Regions from separate parts of the Mus musculus genome. Here region 2 is linked to region 1. A link is a loop called in an ENCODE intact Hi-C map of the cell type or tissue named here. Cell type or tissue: gastrocnemius. All regions are shown on one strand. Each heading gives the region's core, and the rest is flanking DNA. Links, peaks and the distances in the headings are about the cores only.

Region 1 (10,060 bases), core at 3,374-5,873:
CTTCTAACCAACCGTTGGGCCCCATCTCATACTTACGAGGAGGCAAGATGGGCTCTTCCTGTGTGAAGTGCCTAGTTTGGGGACTGTAGTATGCTATACAGTGTGTGACACTGCTGGAGTCACGGGCCAGCAGGGCTCAGGTACAAGAAGTCCTGATAGCACCGCTCTGTTCTCTCCCATCCACATGCAGGTGGAGAACATCAGCCTTCAGGAAGGGGAGACCATCACCGTGGAGGGCCTGGGGGGCCCCGATCCACTGCCCTTGGCTAACCAGTCGTTCCTGCTGAGGGGCCAGGTCATCCGCAGCCCCACCCACCAAGCAGCCCTGAGGTTCCAGAGCCTCCCGCTACCCGCTGGGCCTGGCACTTTCCATTTCCGCTACCAAGGTAAGGCCCGAGCAACTGAGAGAGGAGCCAGCCATGACTGGCTACTCTCCTGGGTGGCTTTGATGTCCTCACAGTCTGGGTCAGTGAGGAGCTGAAGGGACTTGACAATGACCATCTGGAGGTCTTTAGCGAAGCAGACTGGCTTTGCTTGCCCACCTGGGATCCAGCCCATGCCCCGCATGGCAAGTGGGGATGCCGCGGGAAAGGGGCAGGGCGTGATCAAATGGGCCATACTCTGAGGAGGTGAGTGGGCTTCTTGCTACCTGAACAGGTCTTGACATTGAACAGGTCATTTGGCTTCTCTGATTTTTTTCCTTTTATTTATTTTTAGTATACTAGTACTAAAAAAAATTAAGTTTTAATTTTTAAAATTTTGTGGATTTAGTGCACTTATTTGTTTTGTGTGAGGGCAACTTGTGGGAATCGGAGAGCTCCTTCTACCCTGTGGTCATCAGGCTTGGTGGCAGGTGCCTTTACATCTGGCCATCTTTCTGGCCCTCCTTTTTACCTTTTTTTTTTTTTTTTTGATTTTTTTTTTCTTTTTCGAGACAGGGTTTCTCTGTAGCCCTGACTGTCCTGGAACTCACTCTGCAGACTAGGCTGGCCTCGAACTCAGAAATCCACGTGCCTCTGCCTCCCAAGTGCTGGGATTAAAGGCCTGAGCTACCACTGCCTGGCTCCTTTTTACTTTTAATAAATAAGATAATTTCATGTTATATTGAGAATTAAGACTGATCCATTCATTACTGGTAAAATTTTAGAAATATTTTCTGTAAAATGTTTATTTATTTATTTATTCATTTATGCTGGGCACAGTGGCACACAGAGGCTGAGGGAGGCAGATCTGTATGTCTTTGAGGTCAACATGGTCTACACAGTGAGTTCCAAGCCAGCTAGGTCTATGCAGTGAGACTCTGTCTCAAAAAAAAAAAAAAAAAAAAAAAGCAAAAGCAAGCATATTTGATTGGGGGTTGGGATTTAGCTCAGTGGTAGAGCGCTTGCCTAGCAAGCGCAAGAACCTGGGTTCGGTCCTCAGCTCTGGAAAAAAAAAAAAAAAAGACAAAATAACAAAAAGACCAAAAAGACCAAAAAAAAAAACAAGGAAAAAAATTTGATTGGCAATTAATCTACTGTAATATTGCTATAAATACAGTCAAGTGTCCAACTTCACCACAATTTTTATTCATTTTGAAAGCATTTAAAACTATAGAAAAGTACAAAAATAAGACAGGCTGTCCACACACCACAGTTCAGAATAAGCCGGCATCTTTACAATCTTCACATATTATTTGTAGTCTTTAGCAAATACTTCAAAGGCATACCCTCCACACAAATACATAGACATACAGACACACACACACACAAACACACACACACACACACACACACACACACACACACACACACACACACGATGGCCCAGGACAACTTGGCATGAAGTGTTTTCTTTTTTTACCATGTAGGTTCAGGGGTTGATCTCGGGTCCTCAGCCTTGGCAGTCGACACCTTCACCGATGAATCATCTCACAGCCCTTATCTTACACCATAGCTCAGGCCGACCTCAAACTCACCACAGCACTAGGGCCTCGGCCTCCTGGGTGTAAGGATTACAGGCCCCAGCTACCATGCTGGCTAGAAACGCCACTCTTCCTTCTCTGCTCCTCTGTAGTCGCTGCCTGACCCTCCCTTTCCTACTGGGAAGGCTAAACCATCTATGCTTCAAAGTTAGTTACCGTTTGAGTAAAGCAAAAAGGTGCTTAGCATGCCCTCCACTACGGAAACCAGCATTACTCGGCTTGCAGGATGCATGCGGAGCGAGGCGAAGCTGGAGCTTCCTCATAGGGTTCCTTCTTGCCCACCCCTTCCCTGGGCTGGAAGTCTGTTCCGTCCTTTGCACAGGTTAACTTTAATTCAGACCCCCCCACCCCCCCTCGCGCACGTGCTAACAGGGGGATAATTGGTAAGAACAATCAAGACATTGTCTTGCGCTGGCATAGACCACTTCTGCAGCTCTGTAGGGGGGAAGAATTGATGGGGGGGGGGGGGCAGGCATCCTGGAGCTAGGAATGCTCTGACCCTGTCTCTTCATCTTGTCAAGGCTTTGCCATCCAAACTGGGGGGAGCAGCCTCTGTCAGCAGGGACCTTAATGCTGGGCAGAGGTTGTCCAGGCCCTCAGCAGTGGTAGGTCCCCACCCTGGCAGGGATGACCATCTGGGCGGCCCCTCCAGCCTCCCTAATGGCTCATCAATCCTCCTCAGCAGCAGGCATAATTTCATGCCACAGTAACCTTTTCTCTTGCTGCAAATTCCTTTGCACAAAACTCCAGTTCCCTCTTTGTGCTTCCAGACAAAAGTGGGAGAACACAACAGGGCCGGAGGCCTAGCAGGGGGAGCAGAGTCCTAGGAGAGCCTAGGGGAGCTGGCCCACTCCTGCTCTTTGTCCCAGCGGCCCTCCCTCCTCTGCCCAGTTTTTGTCAATGATCAGCTCTTTCCTTAATGAGTGTAATTCCCCTAATTATAGACTGTAATTAGCCCTGATCCCAGAGATGGGAACAGGAGGAGCGTGTGCTCACGGGCATTTCTCGTGGGCTGGAGAAAGAGGGTGCCAGGAGAGTGAGGGAGGGCCTGGGAACACACGCCTGCACCTGTGCAGGCAGGCGCTGTCCAAGCTGATGAAGGAGAGGGCACAGTCGTGAGCTTCCACACAGGCCTGTGGCTGGATAGATTCCTCTGGCCGGGTCCCAGTCCCCTAGTCCGGGTGGAGAGTCAGAGTGCCGGGGAGGCCCCTCCCTCCTGCATCCAAGCATTCCTGGCACTGGAGTTGGCTCCGAAACAGCCGCCAGCAAGAAAATAACTCAACAGATTGTGGTGGTGCAGACTCCCTGGGAACGGTTGGTTGTCATGGCAATAGGAAGCTCATCTTGGGAAGTGGCACTTACCCACGATGGAGTCTGGGGGTGCCTCTCGATGCTACCAGCCCCCTGCTTTCACATGATTCCAGCCCACTCCCTCCCCAGGTTGTGCTGGGACTCACGGGGAAGATGAGAGCGCAGGTGCTGGGTCTGACACCTGGCCTATGGCTCCCAGGGAGTCAGCTCCTCCTCATCCCCAGGCTGGGTGCAGTCCTCCCTATCCTCCCCGAGGGAGAATCAGTGACTTGCTGGACCAGCTCCAAGGCCAGCCTGGACTGTCACTCTCAGGTGTCTCTGACTCCACCGGCCAGGATCCCATATTAACTGGGGCCAGGTAGGAAGCAAAGGACCTCGAGAGGCAGGCAGGTACTCCAATCCCTACCCTACCACACTTCTACAGTATGACAAGGGTCAGAAGCCCTCTGACCCTCAGTCTCTCCCAACCTCAGCTTTCTTTATCTTTAAAATGGGTCAATAGCCCCTACCCTACCTTCTTTCTTCCGCGTGTATGATGGGTACTAGGCGAGAAGGGGCTCTTTAGAAACTAGACAGCACAGCAAATGTAAGAAGCTGTTCCTACTCGCAACGGCAAACATTAACAACCAGCTTTGGGGGAAACGGGGCAGAGGTAGGTGTGTGCGTTGTGCAGGCACTGCACATATGGCCTCCCGCTTAACCTCCCCAGCGCTGCAGGCAGTGCTCTAAATCACCGGTTAAACAAAGAAACCATCGAGGCATGGAGCAAAGAAGTAACCTGCCCAAGGTGGCAGTGTAGGAAGTAACGGGCAGAGTCTGCATTTAAACCCAGGGAGTCTGACCCCAGAATCCATCTCCTAAGCACTGCCCTCTCCACTGGCCAGTCACAACTAGCCTTTTATTGGTCAAGCCCTCAAAACTCTCTTCTTGTTTTCACATAGCAACTAAGTATATGACAGGTGGGGAAGGCCTCAAAACTGAGTCACAGTCAACTCAAGCTTTGGTAGCTCATCTGCCCAAAGGCAGCCCCTTTGTCTGTTCATATAAAGGCACAGAGCAGGGGAACACCAGGGCCAAAAAGGGGGAGTGGGTGCGCAGGGGAGTGGGGGTGGGTGGATATGGAGGACTTTTGGTATAGCATTGGAAATGTAAATGAGCTAAATTCCTAATAAAAAATGGAAAAAAAAAAAAGAGTTGTAAGACAAGAAAAAAAAAAAAAATAAAGGCACAGAGGCACAGTCAAGCCTTCCTTTTTACTTTTCTCCTTGTCTGCTCCAGGCATTCTACCTCTTAGACCCAAGCCAGACTCCCTCTTTATAAGCTATTCCTGGGCTTTAGCCTAAGGGTTGGGGTTTACCAGACAATTTTATGGGATTTGCTGCCCCTGTGTGGTCATAAATGGTACGACAACTCCCAAAGCAACCAGAGTGGCCAATCCCACCTCCAATTTCCAAGAAAGTGAGTGTGACTTTCTCACATCCGTCCCACTGTCCCAAAGTCGTTTGCAGGGCTGGAGAGATGGCTCAGTGGTTAAGAGCAGTGACTGCTCTTGCAGAGGTCCCGAGTTCAATTCCCAGCAACCACATGGTGGCTCACAACCATCTGTAATGGGACCCAATACCCTCTTCTCGTGTGTTCTACTCATATACATAAAATAAATAATCCTTTAAAAAAAAAGTCGCTTGCTGACCTGCTGATCATGTTTCTTAGTACTTAGTACTTCTTAGAAGCTACCCTAATAAAGCCTCACCAGCGTGACTGCCTAAACGTGAGCTGAACAAAACAACTGTAGATATGCCAAAGTACCCGGCAAAGACCACTAAGAGGGACCTACTAAGGGATGCTGAGATCCGGAGAAACAGTCTTCCCCATGGAAGACACACAGCAGTCGGTTATCCAATAGCAAATGGTCAGCCCTGCAAACACACATACCCGTCACATTATACAGACTGGGCAGGTCACGCTTAAGAACATATATGTATATACCTATACATATATTATTACATGTTAAGGTTAATGAAAAAAGAGGCCATACATTTGAAAATGAGTAAGGAAAGGGTATGTGGGAGGGCTCGGGTGGAGGAAAAGAGAGAAATGATGCCATTACATTATCATTTCAAAGATAGGAAAAAATAAAAACAAAGAGGCCTTTACTGTTGCCATCCGTCAAGGTTTGTCAGGTTTCATGGGGAGGACTGAGGACATCTTTGCTGCCTGATTTCAGTCTCTTCTTCTGAAACTCACGTCTGCTTCTTACAGGAAAAGTGACGTCTACAAGTCCTCCATAATGTTTTTCTTTTAGTGCCAAGGCTCAAACATGAGGGAACAAGCTACCACTGAGCTGTTATGTGTACACCCAAACTTCTAGATTTGTCATCATTTGGGTGCCAGAGGTCTAGCAGCTCCTGTATGGTTTCAGTTTAGCTATTTGGTTGTTTTTGAGACCTGGTCAAACTACATGGCTCAGGCTGACCTTGAACTCGGGACCCTCTGGTCTCAATCCCAGAGATTTCAGGTTCACAAGCATTTCCAGCCTCACTTAAGAAGTAAGGGGACAGCTTGTGTAGTGCGCTCTTAATCCCAGCACATGGGAGGAAGAGGCAGGTGGATCTGAGTCCTGAGCAGCCTGATCTGCAGGTCTGAGTTCCAGGACAGCCAGAGCTAGAGTCAGTAGCAGCACTCAGGAGTTGGACGGGGGAGGCAGGTAAGAAAACACCTAGAGAAAGCTTAAGTGTTACTGGGCTTGGGTAGGAACCTCTGTCTTCGAGCTTCCAGGTCTCTTGTTCCGATAACCAACCCCCACTTCTACAAGGGAACAAATGAGATGCCTCCGTGGGACTTCCAATGCATCTTCTGAGCCCAAAGGCACCTGGAGCAGGCTGTGCAGGCACCCCCTCCTCTCCCCCTCCCCCTCCTCTCCCCCTCCCCCTCCTTCCTCATTGTCACCCATTCTCTCTTCACAGCCTATCTCCTGAGCTGCCACTTTCCCCGACGTCCAGCGTATGGAGATGTGACTGTCACCAGTCTCCACCCAGGAGGCAGCGCCCACTTCCATTGTGCCACTGGCTACCAGCTCAAGGGTGCCAGGTTCCTCACCTGTCTCAATGCCACCCAGCCCTTTTGGGATTCCCAAGAGCCTGTTTGCATTGGTGAGTGGGTCCCCACAAGGAAGGCTCAATGTCAAACAGAGGAGCAAAGTGTGTGTGTGTGTGAGGGGGTCATTCTCTGATCTCCATTGCTGTCTGGAAGTTCAATTATTTCCTGTAAGAAAGACAGAAGATGGTCGCGCATCTTGGTATTGAGCCAACCTACATTTATTACCTGGGCATTATATGTGAGCATCACAGGTCGAGTTCAGAGTTGGTTTTCAACGTTGCATGGGTAACATGAATGCATGAATGTGGCAAGAAAGCAGAGCCCATCAGGGATGATTCTCGCCTTGGCAGACCGCTGGCCACAGGGCCCTCAGACACCTTCTGCAGTAGCTCTCTATGTACTACTACACCACCATTCCTTGACTGACTGCTAAAGAATGCTCAACACTGACCCCTCTGGCCTGGTCCCACCTTTTCTTCCCCGAGAAAGGCTGAGCTGCTTGTCTGGGCCCAGCAGTGAGGGTTTCTGGGCCACGTGACCACAGAGTTCATAGAAGGTAAGAGAAGGTAAGAAGAGGCAGGAGTCACACTTGGCTTATGCCCTGAGAACCCCACAGTTTCAGGAAAGGGGGGAAGAAGAAGCGTAGAGATGCTGGAGAGATGGTTCCGTGGCTAAGAGTACATGCTGTTCTTGAAGAGGACCTGAAATCTATTCCCAACACACACTCCAGCAGCGCTCAATTGCTGAACTCCAGTTCGAGGGTCCAATGCCCCCTTCTGGCCTCCTTGGGGGAGCCAGCAGTGGTTGTCTGAAGGCTGAGAGGCCATTGCACTGACATGTAAAAGTACACATTCATATACATGTAACTTTAAAAAAAAAAGAATTATTTATTGTATGCATATGAGTATACTGCTGCTGCTTTTAGATACACCAGAAGAGGGCACCAGATCCCATTACAGATGGCTGTGAGTCACCATGTGGTTGCTGGGAATTGAACTCAGGTCCTCTGGAAGAGCAGTCAGTGCTCTTAACCACTGGGTGATCTCCCCAGCCCTACATGTAACTTTTAAAAGAATAAACTAGAGCATAGGTTACTAATTCTGAAACAGGGGGTAAAAGGTACCAAGGAACAGTCATAAAGTGGCTGGTGTGATGGTCACAACGCAATCCCAGCCCCTGAGAGACTGAGGCACGAAGGTCTGAGTTCTAGGCCAGCATGAGCTCCATAGCCGGACCTTGCCAAAGGGTGAAGGTTGAAGTGACCTGGGGAAAAAGCAGCCATCCCTTCCCAGTTGGTAAGGAGGTAGCACTGAAGGTTCGATCTTTCCATGCAAGGAACAAGCTAAGCAACGATAGAGGGACAAGAAGGGGAGGGTGTTGGAGGCATCGGGGACAGCCAGGTGAGCAAACAGTGGGAAGGACCTGCAGTGTCAGGTCAAGACACGAGGTACACAATGTTGAGGCTTTTGAGGAGAAAGGGCAAGAGGTCAGAACTGCTCCTTGGGGGGAGCCAGCAGTGGTTGTCTGAAGGCTGAGAGGCCATCCTGGATAGAGGATTTGATCTGGGGCAGTGACTTTGGGAATGGAGAGGAGGGAACGGATGAGAGAACAGGAACCTGAGTTCTGGTCCCTGGAGATGAAAAGATCCAAGATGGCTACAAACCCAGAGGCTTGTGGAGGAAGTGTTGGGTTTGCCGCATGACAGACAGCTTTGGCTTCTCGTCCTCTTGGAATAGAAGAGACTTTGGCTTTTGAGCCTTATTTCCTTTTATATTTTTCCTAGTGCTGGTCAGAGACCTTAGATAGACATGCCCTCTTGCCTCAAAGGAGCACCATCTAGCGGGGAGGCTGGAAAGTGGCTTAGTGTAGCCAACACTGGCGTGGGGTGGCCTCAGTGTGGCAGGCATATGGGCCAGCCAGAGAGCTCAGTTCCACACTGAGGAGACCTGGGTGGCTTCCCACAGACATGACCGGGAGCAAGTCCAGAAACGTTAGCTCAGGGCAGTTTGGTGGAGTCTGTGTGGGAGCATGCAGAAACAGCATGATACACAGTGAGTATGCCTGAAGGCTTCAGGAAGGGAAGATGGAAAATCAATAGAGAGAACTCAGGTCGTAATGGGCTTGAGCTTCATCTCAAGAGCAATAGAGAACCACTGGGTGATTCCAAGTCAAAGATGGCATGGGGTTCTGTTTGGAGGCCAGCTCTATGCTGAGATCAAGTAGAAAGTTAGCTTGCTCTTCCATAGCGAGTGAGAGACAAAGCTTATCCTAGACCCTGAGATCCAGATTCTACTCTGTTGTCATCTGGAGCCTTTGGGGCAACGGTGTTCTGTGTGGGCCATGGTAGTCTGGCCTCTGAGAGAAGAACTGTGTGCATCTGAGAATAACAAGAGCTGCCTGGAACCCAGCTTCCTGCTTCAGGTCCTTTCCCGGCCCCATTCACCTTCTATGAATTCCAGAAACCCTCACTGTTGGGCCCAGACAAGCAGCTCAGCCTTTCTTGGGGAAGAAAAAGCGGGACCAGGCCAGAGGGGTCAGTGTTGAGCATTCCTTAGCAGTCAGTCAAGGAATGGTGGCTTAGTAGTGTTATAGAGAGCTACTGCAGAAGGTGTCTGAGGGCCCTGTGGCCAGCGGTCTGCCAAGGCGTGAATCATCCCTGATTGGTCCTGCTTTCTCTCCACATTCATGCATTCATTTTGGTCATCAAACAATGAGAACCAACTCTACGCCTGCCCTGAAAGACACAGCCTCTGTCCCAAGGAGATCCTAGTTAAGGGACAGACCCAAAGAGATAACTGACTTTCTGTTTTGTGTTCTGGAGGTTCAAATCTGAGGTCTGTTATCATGCTAGGCAAGCCAGAAAGCTAGTTTTACAGAAGTAGCAAGGCGTGGCGACACGTTTGCCGTCTCAGCACTCCAGGAGCTAGCAAGAGGACTGCAAGTTCCAAGCTAGCCTGGGCTACACAGGAAGACCATTTCAGAAACAAAAGGCCTGGTGTGGTGGCACATACATTTAAATCCAGCACTCGGGTGGCAGAAGCAGGTGGACCTTTGACTTTGAGGCTAGCCTGGTCTATACAGCAAGTTCCAGGTCAGGACTACATAGCAAGGACCTGTCTCAAAAACAAGAAACAAAACAAAACAAAAAAAAAAAAAAAAAAAAGAAAAGGAAGGAAGGAAAAAGAAAAGAAAAAAAAAGATGAAGAAGACACGTGTAAGGGCACATGCCTCTAATCTTAGTACTTGAGAGACAGAGACAGGAGGGTTGGAGTTCAGGACATCACCCACTCAGTTCGAGGCCAGCCTGGCCTCCCTGGGGTTAAAAAAAAAGGGGGAGTGAAGGGAAGGAGAAAAAAGGAGGGAGGAAGGGAGGAAAAGAAAGAGACAAGGAAGGAGAGAGAGAGAGAGAGAGGATGGAATGACATAAAAGTATCAGCTATGTCCAGGAAAGTCAGAGTCTAGATATGAGCGTTAACATAACAAAGTCAGCTTGGTGAAATCAGAGCCGGTCAGTAGAGGAGAGAGAGGCTTGCCAACAGCCACACAGCCGGGCAGCAACATGGTCAAGAGAGCAGCATGTGATGCCTCCGAGGTGTGGATGGTCCATCCACGTGTGGGATTCTGAAGTCTGAGCTGTTTGTTGCTGCAGAGTCAAGACTGCAAGCTTAGCATTCAGAGCCACCCCAGCAA
Region 2 (10,060 bases), core at 4,852-7,351, 95 kb before region 1:
CTGACTTTTCCACTGGATCTGGGGGCCCCAAGGCAGTACCTGGTGCTGGACCTGTTTGCCATCCCCCTTCCCTTCTGCCATTGCTTTGTACTCATTGGGCTGTGCTCTCCCTGTGGACCTGATTGATGTAAGGAAATAAAAGGCCCCTTCCCTCCTGGCCACAAGTTTCCCTGCCTCTCCTTGCAGGCTCAGGGGAAGTCCAGGGTGGTCCCGGGCAGGGGCAGAGGTGGAATTCTGATGGGGACATGGAAGAACCACCTTGGTCTGTGTGGCCAATGTCACTCACTCCCAGAGCCTCACCAGGTCACTTGCCATAGTGGGTAAAGAGGCTGTTTAAGGAGGACAGAGCCTCCCACATTTGTGTTGAGGTGAGTGGGGCTGGCAGCTTGTCCCCAACCCCTTCTCAAAACTTTAGTCACTCCAGAGGTGACTTTTTGGTCAAAATTTGGCAGCATGTTCTCTGTTCCTCAGCCCTCTTTAGCCACAGAAAACTCGAGAAGCCTAGGATCACTGCCTTAGATGGCTGCTCAGTCTCTGCCTGCAGGCCTGAGCTATACTCGCCAGACTTTCGTGGCCTTGCAAAAGTTATAGGGCAGCTCATGCAGATGAGGAAGAAACCAAAGGCCTTCCCTACCCTCCTCCTCCTCCTCCTCCTCCTCCTTCTCTGAACATTATCCATGTCTAGATCTGTTTTCCACAGGCGTTCAATGGTCTGAGGAGGTGGGTGGGAAGAGCTCTGGTGATGTCTGTCTGGAAAGTCAAAAGAGGGAAAAGTCACCACCAAAACAAGCTGGGGAGAGCTTGGATCCTTCTGGGACAAAGGCGCCTGCCCTCCAACAAAGAGAAAAGGCGATGAAAGTGAGAGCCTCACTGTGTAGTCCAGGCTGACCTCTAATTCACAGTTCTCCTGCCTCGGCCTCCCTAAGCCCCAGATTGCAGGTGCAAACTAACACACCAGGTCTGGGGTGAGAATATTTTCTCAAGTCAGGGGACTTGTGTTACTCAGTCTGCTCAGCATTTGAGTCGCCTCATTAACCTGGGCCCGGTCCTGGTGCTGAGAATGAAGTCCTTTCAGATCGGGGACATCCCAGGGTGGAATCGGACTTAGAGCATATGCCTCACCTGCTGGTAAGTATCATCTTCCGACCTGAGCGGAGAGATCTCAGTGCCTGTCCTCCAGGGATGGGATCAGGGGCCACCGCAGAAGGGCAGAGAAGGTGCTTCCGAGCTATGAGCTACGCTATGGGAAGAGAATGAATGCCTTTGTGGAGAGGGAGACTGCGAAGGGTCATCAAAACGGTATTCAGGGCTTAGGCCTTCAAGGAGAATGATTGCTCGGGTAGTTATTGCTAGGACATGCATGGGGAAGAAAGAACTTACAGGATGGTCTTGACACAGAGGGATAAACAATGCTCATGCCACACACTGCCTGGGAAAGCCCGAGTTCACAGTCCGCCTCTCCCCCACCCCCAATGCTTCTCCCAGTTCCCACAAACATCCTAACCCAGGTTAGGAGGGCAGCACTTCCTTCCCTTGTTTCCCACTCCAGAGGCCCAGAAACCACCAAAGCCTGTCTTCACTTGAGGTTACTCCTGGAGAACTCTGCAAGCTCCTAAGTACCCACAGTACCTCTTCCCCTAAGATGGTTGTGATCCCACAAAACAAAGCCACTGGCCCTGTGCCCCAGGCCCGCCTCACAGCCACCCTGAGTCCGCTGTCAATCCTCCCTGCTAATTTCCAGCCTGCAGGAATACCCTGACTCCAGAATTAGAGGCAAGGGACCAAAGCCCTAGGGAAGTCCCCGCAGTGCCCAGACACATCAGCAGCAGGCAGTGACCCCCCAAACTGCTCCCTTTGTCCTCAAGTCCTCTTGGCAGATTATCCCAGTTGTCCTTCCCCCATCCCCCCCCCCCCCCCGTGCCTGGTGGCACAGACACTTAGCGATTTGCTCCTTAATTGTCCCCCAGCTAGGCTGCGCAGATGCCGCTCTTTAATCTCTCCTGATAAATGAATCGCGCCGCTCCTTTAATCATATGTTCATATCCAAGCCAATTTGAATCAATTTGGCAGGGAGCGTGTTGCAAGAGATGCCATGACTGCTGTTCTCCCCCCAGGGCCCCAGAGCCTGAAAGCTGCAGTCCTCACTTTCAGCAGAGAGCCCAGGAGGCCCATCTAGGAAGAGGAGTGCCTACCTGAAGTGAGGACTTTTTAAAGTCAGCCACCTCATTTGCTTCCCGCCCTCCAAGCAGGCTGTGTGGGAAGAGAAAACGGATTCCCAAAGGCCTCAGGAGTGGGAGGGACAGGGGATGAGTTCACAGCCAGCCTTGGTCACTGAATAAAGGGCCATCCCTGGGAGAAAGTGCTGTCTTAAATCTAACCTTAATCCCTCCTGTTCCCCTTTCATTTCCTCGGAGCCGGTTCTCAGGAACTTGGAACACTTTGTAGCCTCTTATATAGCAACACATGTCAGACCAGACTATGCTAATTTGTCCCCGCCTGGTACTCCCAGCTACCTCAACTGCTTTCATCTTCCCCTAGGCTATATCCTCTCTAAATCTTCCAGCGGAGGGGCACGCCTGATGATGGACGAGTTCTGCCCTTGGGGTAGCTTCTTTCCCATTGCCCCAGTTGGAATCCGGGCCAGTGAGAAAAATAGCAAAAGCAAACAGCTACTGACACCACAACCTGGGAAAGGGGCTGACTCTTCTGGCCTCGGTTTCCCCATTTGTAAAGTGAGGTGGTGTTGCTGGCACGAACCTTTGGTTGCTAAGTTGAGATTCTGTTGCTGCCGCCAAGGCACCCTTGGGTGGCACCCATGGAGTTGGTGAGACGGGTGCTGAGGAAGTTCATGGTCTGCCTGGGCTTGGCTTCCAGCCAGCGGCCTCTGACTTTCAGCCCCTCTTTCATTTCCTATTGGCCTCCCTTCCTGACTCTGTCAGGCCAGGTAGGCGCCCTGTCTTTCACTGTGAAACTGGGAAATCACTACCATTTATTCCGATTTTATTTGCAAGTTCACAGCCCTGATTTTAGAGCTCAGTAGCTTCTGGCTCCATCCCACACTTGGAGATTCTGCTCTTGTTGCTCCCAGAAACCACACACCTCCACAGGGTTTCTCTGTGTAGCTTTGGCTGTCCTGGAACTCACTCTGTAGACCAGGATAGCCTCGAACTCCCAGAGATCCACCTGCCTGTCTATGCCTCCCAGGTGCTGGAATTAAAGGCCTGAGCCACTGCTACCACCATCCAGCATCCAGCTTAAGCCATAGCTTTAGTAACAGGCTGTGTTAGCTATGTCTCAAGCAGTTGTCAGGGCCATGTGAATGGCATTCTCTCCTCTCTCTCTCTCTCTCTCTCTCTCTCTCTCTCTCTCTCTGTGTGTGTGTGTGTGTGTGTGTGTGTGTGTGTGTGTGAGACAGGGTCTCACTAACTGCCCTGAAACTCACTATGCAGACCAGGCTGGCCTCAAACTCATAGAGGTCCAGCTGCCTCTGCTTCCTGAGTGCTTTGATTCTGTCTCTTCCCAGATCAAATTGCAAGAGTGATCTGGAGTGATCTGGAGTCATGCCATGATGCTTAGCATTGCCCTTTTAATGATTTCAGATCAGGACCAAGGGAGCAGCTTCCCACCCCTTTAAGTCTTAGGGGGAGCTGAAGCAATGATGGACCTGGAGGCTGGGTGGTGCTTCCAAGATTATCACCTATTTGGTGAGGAGGTAACAATGGCTCCTACGCATTGAGTTACTGGGTCCCCAGCCCTCACACCTTGACTGACATAGTCTCTCCCAAGTCTGTTAAGTGTCATTGTCCTCTAAGGTAACTGAGGTTCCAGTGATGTCAGCAAGGTCCTCTGCTTGGATCCAGCAGCTGGCTGGGCATCTGGAACTATTCTAGGCTTGTCAGGATGCAGAAGAAGCAGGAAGGGGAGTGACCACTGTCATGGCCCCCTCCAACCCTTATGTGCTTAGTAGTCACCAGACCTGGCCTGAGGAAGAAAACACTTTTGGCAAATTCAGGAGAAAATGTCTTGTGCACATCCATGTTGCTCTTTAGAATTTTAGACCCCCCCTTCATGCATTATCACATTTGTGCTGTGCTCCCACTGCGCCAACAGTTTGAATAACAGTTCTGCACGGCTCAGAATGCATATTTTAAGCAATATTCACTTCATCTAATTTTGTGATGGTAAGACAGAACAATCCGGACCATTCTTGCGATTCGATCGGGGAAGAAAGAGATCCAAAGCAATAGCCATTTTGGAGCTAACAAGGATGCTAGATCTGTTTAGGAGGAATTTTACAGAGAAATTGGGTTTTCTGCAGTGTATGCTCCTCTGATGGGTCATATCCATAAGGGAGATCCCAGAGACGCTGTGTGCTTTGTGATTGAAGTTGGTGACACAAATCTCCCAGCAGAATACTTATATGTGCAGATAGAATTTGCTTTTGATATCAAAAGTCAGCTATGACAGTTTTATCAAAAAAAATGTTTTAAAGGATATTAAGTTTTGACACCGTTCAGGCAAATTATATTTGAGGTGACTTAAGAGTCAAAGAGTTTCCACATTTTAATAAATTTTATATGTTTTGTGCCAGATTTACCATCTGACTAGATTAGGGAGAAAAGCAAATGCATTGGGGGAAGAGAGGGCACTGAGGGGATTTCAAAGTAGGGAATAAAAATTTTTAAAGGGAGTTAAAAAAAAAAAAAAAAGAAATGCTGCTGTGTGGAAGATGTAGCCGGCAGCTTTTGAAACAGTAAGTCTTTAAAAGACAGGTCAACGACTGCAGCCAGACATATAAAATCATATGTGATGAAGAAGGTCCAGTGTCTCATTTTAACTAACACTGGGGCCTGGCACCATTTGCAGGTTGTCATCCTGGGGCAGAGTCTAGCCCCAGGGACTACTAGATCATGGAAAGCAACTGTGGGGGTGGCACTCTCTGACAGGTTTTGTGCCAGAAGGACAGGTCCTGTGAAGTGCCACCGTGGACCTTGGATACACATGTACTTAACCACCAAGCAGGTATCTGGGATCAGAAATGGGCCCCTGCTCACAAGGACCTGCTGAAATAAGCCAACAGAGCAGTGAGGCAGGTTGGGGCTGAGGATGTAGCTCAAGACTCTTGTCTAGCCTATGTAACACCTAGGTTCTATCCCCAGAGTGGAAGAAGGAAAGGGAAGTGGGAGGGAGACAGGGAGATGGTTTTATATTACATGTGACAACCTGCTGAGGTAGAGGATGCCTTTAATCCCAACCCTCAGGACATGGGCGGATGGGTCTTCGTGAGTTCAAGGCTAGCCTGGTCTATATAGAGAGTTCTAGGCCAGCTAAAGCTATATCATGAAAAGAAAATAAGTACACATGAGAATGCAGGTTAGTTAATAAATGAGGGAGTCAGGAGACATGAGTGTATGTGTACGACCTTGGGTTCTGTTCCTGGCAATGCCTATGGGAAGGAGCTGGAAGGGTGGTGAGCATCCGCAGTCCCAGGTACTAGGCCAAAACACGCTTTCCCTGTTCTCATCTCCACCTCTCTGTGTGTCTGTCTCTCTCTGCCTCTCTCCCTCTGTCTCTCTGTCTCTGTCTCTCTAGTGTGTGTGTGTGTGGGGGGGTGAGGCATCTGTTACTGTTAGCATGAAATTTGTATGTGATTTTGAAAGTCAATGCACACATGGACACTAACACCAAAGAGGGTCCCACACTGACCCACGTGGCTGACGAGAAGAATAGTTTTTCCTTAGTCTCCCCTGTATAGCTGTCAGCTGTGTAGGGTAGGTGGGGGTTGGGTAAGCCATGTGGCAAAGCTGCTTAAACACTGCTTGGCTCCTTGCTCAGGGAATGTCGCCCTTAAAGCAGCAGGCATCTGCTGGCAGGCCTGAGCGTGGAAGCTGGGAAAGAAACAGATTGGAGGGTGGAAGGGTGGGGAGGAGAAGAGATTCCAAACCTGTCTCTTCCATCAGCCTGGAGCCCTGCAGGTGATGGGTTTGGGTAAGGACATTCCTATTGATAAAGGGGTTGGAGATAAAATTGAGAAGGTCATATGATTATATATGCCATATATATATATATATATATACACACACGTATATGTATATATGCATACACACACACACACACACACACACACACACACACATATATATATATATATATATATATATATATATATATATATATATATATATGTGTGTGTATATAAATTTTCCTGTCTCTAAAGAGACACTGCTCACTGACCCAACTTCATACTGGTTAATAGATTTGTGTATCTAATGTCTGTTTTATCCTCTTGAGGAAAAGGAAAAAGCGTTGTTGTCAAATCAAGAGGCCAGGGAGTTTTTCCTAGGAAATAGGAAGGTTTGGGTACAGAAAAGGCCATCAGGACTTCAGTCATACCAGAAGTTCTGGGAAGGACAGTGGGTCCCCCAGGGCCCAGAGTGCAATCTCCATGTGCCTCCCCACCCCCACCCCTGGCTCTCCAGTAGAAATCAGCTACAAATCTCAGCTTGTTGGGAACAGATGGCCTTGGCTGACGAATAAGCCACCGCAGGCTGCCCCACCTGTTCTGGAGCTGGAATAATCAGCTCGAGACAAACATCGATGCTGAAATAACTCATGGCAGCGGGCGATGCGCAGGCACGGATTCCAACACTCCTAGAAGCAGACCCTCCCCAGCCCTCCCCGCTCCCCAGCCCCTGGTGGCCATCAGGAAAAGTAATGGAGCAGAGAAGATGATTGAGGCCCAAATGGAGCAAGATTGGCAGGGTGGAGGGCAGGGCTGAGTTCGATGACAGGGCGAGACTCCCCCAATCAGGGTGAAGAATTATGTCTCCGGGGTCCTTGGAGAAGGTGCAGAGGGTCGGTGAACGGATGGCTTGGCAAGGCTGAAGAGACTCGATCCGTACAGGGCGGGAGAGACCCGAGATGCTGAGTTTTGTTTCATTAAAGGAGTGCTGTGCAAAGAGAACCTAGCTAGGAGAGTGACTCTCAGCTCACAGCAACAACCACAGACCTTCTCCCAGGCTGCTGGTGGGGGTGCCTGGTGCCCCAAATTCCCTCCAGTTGCTCTCAGCTTCCCCTCACCTCCTTGATGACATCAGCAGGGCTAGTGTCCCCTGCCTGGTGGAGGCAGATGAGCCCAGGGAGACTTGCTGAGTCAATAGGGGTCAGGCTTCCTAGAGAGAGCGAGCAAAGCTTCAAGCAGTGACTTTCTGATACAGAGCCTGGGGCTTCTGAGCCCCTAGGGCAGCGGTTCCCAGGCTGTGAGTCACACATTAGATATCCTGCATATCAGATATTTACCTTATAATTCATAACAGTAGGAAAATTAGTCGTGAGGTAGTGACAAAAATAATTTTATGGTTGGGGGTCACCAAAGCATGAGGAACTGTATTAAAGGGTTCCAGCATTAGGAAGGCTGAGAGCCACTGCTGTAGAGGATGGTAGGTACAAAAGGAGAAGAGGGAGGGGTAGGAGGAGGGGGAGAGGAGGAGGAAGAGGAAGCAGCCTGATGGTGACTCTGCAGCCCTAGTTTCATCCCTAAATGCCAAGTTTCTGTGCCCATGTAGCCTGAGTCCGCAGACATTAGAGGACGTCCTGTATGGATTGAGTCTTCCCTTGTTATGTAGGATCATGGAAAACCCCTTCTAGAAGCCAGTTCTGTTCTCAAAGGGGCACTGGGTCCCTGCTTCCCTAAGTTCTGGTTCCACCGAGTGTCACCGAGCTGCCACCATTTCTGTTTGTGAATAAAAGTAAAAAGTGTAATAAAATGACTTTTTTTTTTTTAACCCTTAGAGCCTCAACAAAGATCAACAGTGAGCTGTGCCCCACCTGCCCACTTCCCCTGCCAGTTGATGGCAGATCTGAAGGTTCATCAGGAAACGCTTTTGTATTGATCCCCCATAGAAAAGAAAATGGCTCTTAAAAAAGGCATAATCACAATACTTTTATCACACTTGAAAACAAATTGATAGTTTTTTACTATCAAATATTTGGCCCATGCTTAAATTTTCCCGATGTTATTACATAGTTTTTACTTCACATATATTTATACACATGTTTTATATAAAACAGATATCAGGCCTGTAACTCTGAGTACTCAGGAAGCCAAGGAAGGAAAATCATAAGTTCAAGGCCAGCCTAGGCAATTTAGTCTCTGCCCAAAAGTCAAAAGAAAAGAGGGCTGGGGCTGAGGAAATGGCTCAGTGGGTGAATCTCTTGTTTGTAAGCCAAAGACCTGAGTTCAGATCCCCAGATCCCATGTAAAAGCTGGACTCATAGCACAGTGCTCTAGCAACAATCCCAGGAGGCTCTCTGGCCAGCTAGCCTGGAGTACTTCACAGTGGTGAAGAAGGTGAGGACAGATAGCCAAGGCCTTCTGACTTCTGCACATGGCAAGCTTGCACCCACATTTATCCACATTTGTATGCATGCACACATGATAAAAATAGTAGAGCCGGGCGTGGTGGCACACGCCTTTAACCCCAGCACTCGGGAGGCAGGGGCAGGCGGATTTCTGAGTTCGAGGCCAGCCTGGTCCACAAAGTGAGTTCCAGGACAGCCAGGGCTATACAGAGAAACCCTGTCTCGAAAAAAAAAAAAATAGTAAGAGTGGGGTACGGCTCAACTGTATATCATTTGACTAGCGTGTGTAGGACCCTAAGTCCAATCCCTAGTATTAAAAAATGAAAAGGTTGGTTTGTTTCAAAACAAGACTCAAATTGGATTAAAGGACTTATAAAAAATAAATTAAAAAAAGGTTGTGTTCACAGCCTTGTCTCTGGGGGATTCTGATTTAAATGGTCTTGGGTGTCGCCCCGGCGTCATATCTTTAAAAACCTCTCCAAGTGGTTTTCATGTGCAACCAGGTTTGCACATGCCCTGGGAGAAATGCCCTGCCCTCTCAGCACTCGGAGGTTCCTGCAAGATCCTCCCATCCAGACTGTTCAATACATCTATCTCCCAGGCTTCAGCCAGCAGAGCCAGCAGCTCCAAGGGTTGCCAGCATGAACACACTGGCTGGGAGGGTACACAGCTCCTCGGGTGCCTCAGGTGTGCTGGAGGAACAGGTGTGGCTCCTCTGCAAATTCACACACTGTGCTCATGCTCCCTGCTATGCCCAGTGCTGGTTCTTGCAGATTCCCCCTCCCCACCTTCTTTTGAGCAAATAGCAAAATTCCTGCCTCAGGAAAAAGTGAGAACTTCCCCGGGGGCTATACTCATTCGGCTGTTCAAGTGCCTGCCGGCAGGGCAGTGCTGGAGCTGAGCGAAGGCCTACTGGGAGTTTGGCAGCTGATGGAAGACAAGAGAGGGGATTGATCAGGATTTGAACCCAGCACATTTCAGAGAATCTATGAAATGGCTCTGTCTTAAGATGCTGGCCACAGGATCAACTTAAAGAAGTATGCTCTGGTCTGTAAGTGCCCTGTCTCAGCTTGGAGCTGGCCTTGAACTTCCCCCTGCACCTCCCTACCATCTTTCCCTCCTGCGTCCCCCACTCCATGCCTCACTGGATGTTGGTGAAACAAATCTAGCCTAAAATAATGAGCAATCAGCTACCCTGATGCTCATTTTAGGGGCAGGCTGGGCAGGGCTGAGGGAAGGGGTAGGGAGCTGAATCATTTATAAAGCTTAATAAAGATGCAGATGAGCGGTGCTGAGTAGGAACCCCAGAGCTGGGCTTATTCATTATTCAAAGTTATGCAAATGCCACCGGGTCCTGTGTGATAGAATTCTGCCCCTCGCCCCTCCCCCATTCCCACCCCCACCCCAGCCGACTGATCCAACCCACCCTGTGTTTCCCTTCCTGCACTTAACAACCCATTTCCAATCCTGCAGGTTTACAGGGATCCTAGATTGCCCTCAGACCAGGAGTTTTCCAGAGGAATTGCCACATGCCCCAGTCTTTAGGTGGCTTCTCGAGGCCCAAGGATACCCATGCCCAAGATACCCCCAGAGCGAGCTCTAACATTGCTCTGTCCATGTCTTAATATCTCACATTTCTTTCTAATGGGATCGATTTCCTGAAGTCGAATCTAAATCCCTCTTGCTGCATAGAATGTCC

The links. Hi-C counts contacts between places; a loop is a spot of excess contacts. Peaks named below come from ENCODE experiments on the same cell type or tissue, not always from the same donor. Only the 100,000 strongest peaks of a DNase experiment are listed, where the experiment ranks them.
Region 2: it touches region 1 in a loop (2.6-fold over the local background); 2 of 42 quality-filtered maps call a loop at or near these places.

The regions. Positions count from the first base shown.
Region 1 is chr11:77,962,665-77,972,724 of GRCm38, forward strand. It overlaps Sez6 (seizure related gene 6), which reads left to right. Exons shown (of 17, transcript NM_021286.4): 4 at 191-386; 5 at 6,238-6,423. Among named protein-coding and RNA genes, the nearest start is that of Phf12, 15 kb to the right of the region's middle. In gastrocnemius, for the core only: a CTCF peak has its summit at 4,677; DNase peaks (open chromatin) are centred at 3,511 and 4,671.
Region 2 is chr11:77,865,822-77,875,881 of GRCm38, forward strand. It overlaps Myo18a (myosin XVIIIA), which reads left to right. Exons shown (of 41, transcript NM_001291213.1): 41 at 1-167. Among named protein-coding and RNA genes, the nearest start is that of Gm29932, 14 kb to the right of the region's middle. In gastrocnemius, for the core only: no CTCF peak of the experiment used is centred there; DNase peaks (open chromatin) are centred at 5,848, 6,582 and 7,089.